2 separate regions of the Homo sapiens genome follow, and region 1 is linked to region 2. The links are chromatin contacts, found by POLR2A ChIA-PET in ENCODE. All regions are on one chromosome and are shown on one strand. The core of a region is the stretch at or near the end of the contact, and the rest is flanking DNA. Distances in the headings are between cores, read along the strand shown. Region 1 holds the start of NIPSNAP3A (nipsnap homolog 3A). Region 2 holds the start of C9orf40 (chromosome 9 open reading frame 40).

Evidence for each region. ChIA-PET counts read pairs that join two places held with the same protein, here RNA polymerase II (POLR2A).
Region 1: POLR2A ChIA-PET joins it to region 2 with 10 read pairs in OCI-LY7. The contact joins the promoter of NIPSNAP3A here to the promoter of C9orf40 in region 2. POLR2A ChIA-PET finds 5 or more read pairs at or near these places in 2 of 52 experiments (BJ and OCI-LY7).

Annotation. Positions count from the first base shown.
Region 1 is chr9:104,746,223-104,748,950 of GRCh38, reverse strand. It overlaps NIPSNAP3A (nipsnap homolog 3A), which reads right to left and starts at 1,268. Exons shown (of 6, transcript NM_015469.3): 1 at 1,099-1,268. The coding sequence starts at 1,158. It overlaps LOC107987105 (a long non-coding RNA gene), which reads left to right and starts at 1,312. Exons shown (of 5, transcript XR_007061705.1): 1 at 1,312-1,502. RefSeq lists an enhancer at 705-864 and a silencer at 1,285-1,374.
Region 2 is chr9:74,951,532-74,954,243 of GRCh38, reverse strand. It overlaps C9orf40 (chromosome 9 open reading frame 40), which reads left to right and starts at 1,332. Exons shown (of 2, transcript NM_017998.3): 1 at 1,332-2,058. The coding sequence starts at 1,633. CARNMT1-AS1 (CARNMT1 antisense RNA 1) reads right to left here and starts at 1,279. Exons shown (of 5, transcript NR_121183.1): 1 at 1,127-1,279. RefSeq lists silencers at 1,351-1,560, 1,831-2,040 and an enhancer at 2,371-2,440.

The DNA.
Region 1 (2,728 bases), core at 19-2,518, about 30 Mb before region 2:
ATTTTGTTGCAGGGATGACTTTTAGCTGCTAGGGCAGAAATCATGAGTCGTCCATCCTCCCTTATCTCCAAGTTAGGGATCATTCCCACCAGCAACGACCTCCACTTCACTTAAAAGAGAACAACTGATGGACATTTCTAAAAACTTAAAGTTTGGAATCATGCCATAAGGACGTCATTCCTGGCCCTGCCCCACTGGAGAATCATTAGGGTAAAAACTGCATTGTTAACCCGGGGTGAATGGACATGAGCTGCTCTTCTTTAGTGCTCCTCAGTCTGTCTCTAGGACAGGTTAATCCCCTTCCCATCCTGCCCCTTCAGAAAGGAGTAAAGTCCTAAACATCAAAAGGAAAAGAAATTTCTAGGTTGAAGCCACAGAATAGGCCACTCCCGAAAGTTAGGGCAGAATCACAAGCTCCATTTTGTCCATTTCTCATCTAAGGTTAAAAGAGTCTGTCTGTCATCGTCCGGTTTGATAGGAGGCTCCGGTCCCGCCTGGTTGGGGGAGCGACCACACGAAGCGCGGGTGGCGGGCAGGGTCCAGCCCCACCGGGACCCTGGGCCTCCTCTTCAAGGGTCTCCGCGAAATGCTCGGAAGTTGTGTGCTTCATTTAAAAGGGGGAGGCCGGTTCCGTGGCAAGCGGCTGGTTGACAATTCCCTCCTTCAACCTGATGTCTAGAGAGGGCGGTGGCTTGGAAAGCTACGACTCCACCCGCGGCTCCACAGCGCCAGGTGACAACATGGGAGCGCTCGCTGGGCCGCAGCCGCGACATAGCTGGGCAGCAAAAACGAAACAGCCGGCGCCATGGGAGTGTCCCGGTGGGTGTGGCATCCAGGCTAGAAAAGCCTTCTGACCACCACTGCCCGCGAGACGACCCCGGCTGGGGGTATTCCCCTAGCAGCGGCCTCCTCCTCACGCGCGTTCCGGGTACCCCTGTCTTGGGGTTCCGGGGCTCACGCTAGAACCTCACCGGGGCCCCAGGTCTGGGCGCGCGTGGCGGAGAGCGCATGCGCATTGCTCGCACGTACCCGGAACACTCCCCGCCCCGCCCCTCCCCTCCCGTCGGGTGAAGGCTTGGGTACCCCCGTGGCCGGTACCTGAGGCGCCAGCGTCCGTGAGGCCAGCGCCCGAGTCAGGGCGCTTCTGAGGACGAGCATGGCGCGGCTTCGGCGCTGAGAAAAGCAGCCAGCCGTGTCCTTTCTGAGACTCCTCTGAAGGTTTCCCGAGTGGAAAGGAGCGGCTCCTGGATCATTGGCAGACGCAGGCTGGGGCGGGGCTCGGCGGGGTCAGCTCCACCCCGGCGCGGGAGGCGCGGCGGGTCCCGTAGCTTGGTGTCTTTCTCTGCTGTGCTGAGCGTTGGTTCCCCCTTGGTTTCCTGAAACGTTCTTACCCCAAACGTTAGAGGTGACGTTAGGATTAACTGAAGGCTCGGATCGTTCCTGCTTCAACTTTCTGGGCCCTCACTCACCTCATTCGCTCCAGTGCTCAGTTGTGTAGATTGGTAAATGTGCAGGGGTTGTGGGTGTGTTGACCATGGGGAAAGAAGGAGAGGTGTTGAGTGCGTGCATGTGCAGTGCTTTGTATTTAAAATCGTGGAGGTTTTTTCCGAGTTAAGTTTTAGATGTTGTGATAGACGTGTATTTGAGCCTGACCTCTCTGCAATGAATGTGTTCTCCATCTTAGAAGGCTCCTAATTAAGATTTAGATTAAATTTTCCACGAGCTCAGAGAAATGGCAGCATCGAGCCTGAAATGAAAAAGTCAAAGTTAAACATACCCTGGTCTAGTCCTCCCAGTCCGGGAGTGTTGGTTCCCAGAGTAACCACCTTCAACATTTCAAGCTGTTTCATTTAATGCTTGTTTCTGTATTTTTAAGTAAGTAGTGTTTTCTGCTGTTTATTGCATTTTCAGTTATGGATAGTATGTGTTGACTTCCTTCTGTGGCAGATGAGGATTTATGTCTCATAGATGCCACTGCCCCCAAATTCACTTGTCTTCCTGCATCTAATAATGCTTATGTTAATTTACAGTAATTAATTACACTATTAATTTACAGTAATCTATATTAATGTTTACATTATTCTTGCTAATAATTACATTATTGTAAACATTAATGTAATATTGCTTACATCATGAGGACTAGGGAGGGATTGCAGGGCCATGACCTGGGTTGTATTGGTTGTGCCTTGTGGAAGAGCTTTGGAATTGTCTGTTCAAAGGAAGGGAGACTTTTTAAAATTAGTTATTTCGGAAGGGTTGCCTCAGTTTTTCTAGAAGAGAGACATCTATTTGTAACCATGCAAGACTAAAAAAATCATTTGTATCAGGACTGGATCTATATGAGTAAATTATTTTCTTAGACCTTTTTTTTTAAACCCTGTAATTGCCAATCCATTTACTTATTCAACAGATATTTACTAAATTCCTTCCATGTTCCAGGCACTTTTCCAGAAACTGGGGTACAGAATTGAGCAAAATTCAAAGTCCCGTCCTCTTGGAACATCCAGGATGGAGGAAACAGATAAAAAAAGGAAGAGTAAATATATCAGGGATTGTCAAATAATATAAAGAAAAATAAAGTAAGATACGAATAAAGGTGCTAGTGGAATTCTAAAAGTGGTCAGGATTCTAGCTATTGACTTGGATATTTAGGATTTAGGTTTCTTCATACCACTCCCTCAAAATACACTTTCCTTCCTGCGTTTATTGATGTTTACATTAAAAATAT
Region 2 (2,712 bases), core at 83-2,582:
GCACTAAAATAGAATTATCTTTCTTGCACACTTTTTCTACAGAGGATGATAGTTTTTCCCTTCAAAGCACTGGTAATAGTCTTATTTTCTTCCTTCCATTTCTGCTTACTTGGTTACTGTCTTTATCAAACTATTAAAATAGTAAATACGACCAGATGCGGTGGCTCACACCTATAAACCAAGCACTTTGGGAGGCCCAGACAGGAGATCGCTTGAGCTCAGTGGGGCCCGGCTGCAGTGAGCCGTGATGGCACCACTGCACTCCCGCCTAGGTGGCCGAGAGAGACCCTGTCTCAAACAAAATAAAAAATAAAAATAATAAAATAGTAAATATACTGCAATTGTCTCCACCTCACTTCACCTGACAACACTATTTTGCTGTAATGGCCATAGAATCTTGATCTGACCACCGCCCATAGTAAGCAGGGAACTCAGCCTTCCAACATTAATTAAGAGCCCAACAATTTTAGGTTTCAGTTAGAAAGGACAGCTGCGCTTCAGGCTTGGTTCTTGCCAACTACTCAGCTATTTTGGATGAGCTGCACATTTTGTCTGTAACTTCCTCCATAAGTTTTTAATCAAGAGATCTTCCAGGAATGTAGGGCCTGCTTCACCTTCCACAGCAGCTGCGCAAAACATGCAAAACATACACTTCGATTTGTGTTTTCTGTTAGCTTTAGCTACTTCCCTCAGCCCAGACTCCCTTCAGTCTTTTGTTTTGAATAACAACCTACTGTGAAGCTTCTTAAACACTAGTTTTATTTAAAGCTTGTATTATCCTTTTCCTTTTTTTTTTTTTTTTTTTTGAGACGGCATCTCGCTCTGTTGCCCAGGCTGCAGTGTAGTGGTGCGATCTCTGGCTCACTACAGCCTCCACCTCCCAGGCTCAAGTGAATCTTCCTCCTCAGCCTCCCGAGTAGCTGGGACCACAGGGGCAGGCCAACAAGCCTGGCCTATTTTTGATTTTTTGTAGAGACGAGGTCTTGCTATGTTGCCCAGGATAGTCTGGAACTCTATTATAATCTTTGTCTTAATCTCATGGAGACGCCCCCGTGGTCACTGACTGGAGGAAGGAAATACACATTTTAAAGGTTTTAAATTTCCTATAGAAGGGTCTAGAACGTACCGCGCTATAACGAACATAGTAGTAAGACCACCGCCACACTCCTGAGGAAACAAGGTCACGCCCCTCTGCGGGCCGCTTGATCGGGTCTTTAATTAATCCCGCCGCGGCCTTCCCGCCTACCCCCGAGCGCGCACTTCCGGTCGCGAGGGCGCTCGGGAGCGCGCCCCGCGAGCCTCCACCAACCAGCGGCTCCGCCTGGCCAGACAGAGTGCGCGCGCGCACGTTGTGCGCAGGTTCGAATCTCCGCCGCTTCGCGGTTGCTTCTCAACGTCCGGGCCGCATCTCGGCGGCGGCGAGGGCTGAGCGCGGGAGCTGCCTCCGAGCCGGAGCCCCAGCCCTAGGCCCTGCGCGAGCTGCCCCGCCCTACCCCCTCCAGCGTCCTGTCGCCTCCTCGCCCGACTTCGGCCTGTCCCTCTCTCACGCGCTCAGTCCTCGCTCTTCGCCCCCCGCAGCTATCGGCACTCGGTCTCCCGCGCCTGGCGGGCTCCGCCCGAGCCTCTGGGCCCATGGCCAAGCGGCGTGCGGCCGAGCCGGTGACGTTCCACGTGCCTTGGAAGCGGCTCCTGCTTTGCGACTTCGCTGAGCAGCCGCCGCCACCGCCTCTCTGGATCCGGCCGCCCGGGGTCGCGCATGCTGGGCAGCTCCTCGGCGTCCCAGAGCAGCACCGAAAGCGCAAAATCGACGCAGGGACCATGGCAGAGCCCTCGGCTTCGCCCAGCAAGCGCCGTGACAGCGGGGACAACAGCGCCCCGAGCGGCCAGGAGCGTGAGGACCACGGTCTGGAGACAGGCGATCCGCCGCTGCCGCCGCCGCCCGTACTGCCGGGGCCGGGGGAGGAGCTCCCGGGCGCCCGGCTCCCGGGGGGCGGTGGCGACGACGGGGCGGGGCGCGCAGGACCCCCGCGGGGAGACTGGGGGGTCGCATCGCGCCAGGTAGGGGCTGGGGGCGGGTGGGCTGAGGGGCGAAGGGGCTTGCCTTTTCCCCACACACACAAAACGCCCCGGTTCCCACTCATGACTTGTGTAGGTTAAGACGCCTGAGGGGGTTGAAAGAAGGGGTCACCGCTCCGGGAGAGGACGCCGACCGCCAGAAGCACACCCCGAGAGTCCGATGGGCAGAAAGCACTGGGCTGGGCGAGGGGGAAACAGACCGTGGTCGGGAGCGATAGAAGTGGCCTTGCGGCGTCAGCGCCGCGCTCCGTAAAAGGGAAACGGGACCGTGGGTCGTGGCGGGCTGTGAGCATGGCGAGAACGCAGACCGTCAGGGCATAGGTTCAGCCCAAAGACAAACGACAGATAAAGGTGTAGAGGGCCTTCCTGGGTTTAACGATGATTAGTCTAGAATTCGGGATAGAGTTCTTTTTCTAGAGGGAGACCAGTGTGGTAGCCATTGATTAATTGAACGTCCTACCGGCTGGTACAGCTTCTGGAGAAAAGGATGGACCACCGTACCTTGGTCAAAGCTTTGTTTTAACTCATAGTGTTAAATCTGATCCTAGGCAAAAGTATCATTGAAAATTAATTTGGGGGCGGGGCGTGGTGTCTCACGCCTGGAATCCCAGGACTTTGGGAGGCCACGGCGGGTGG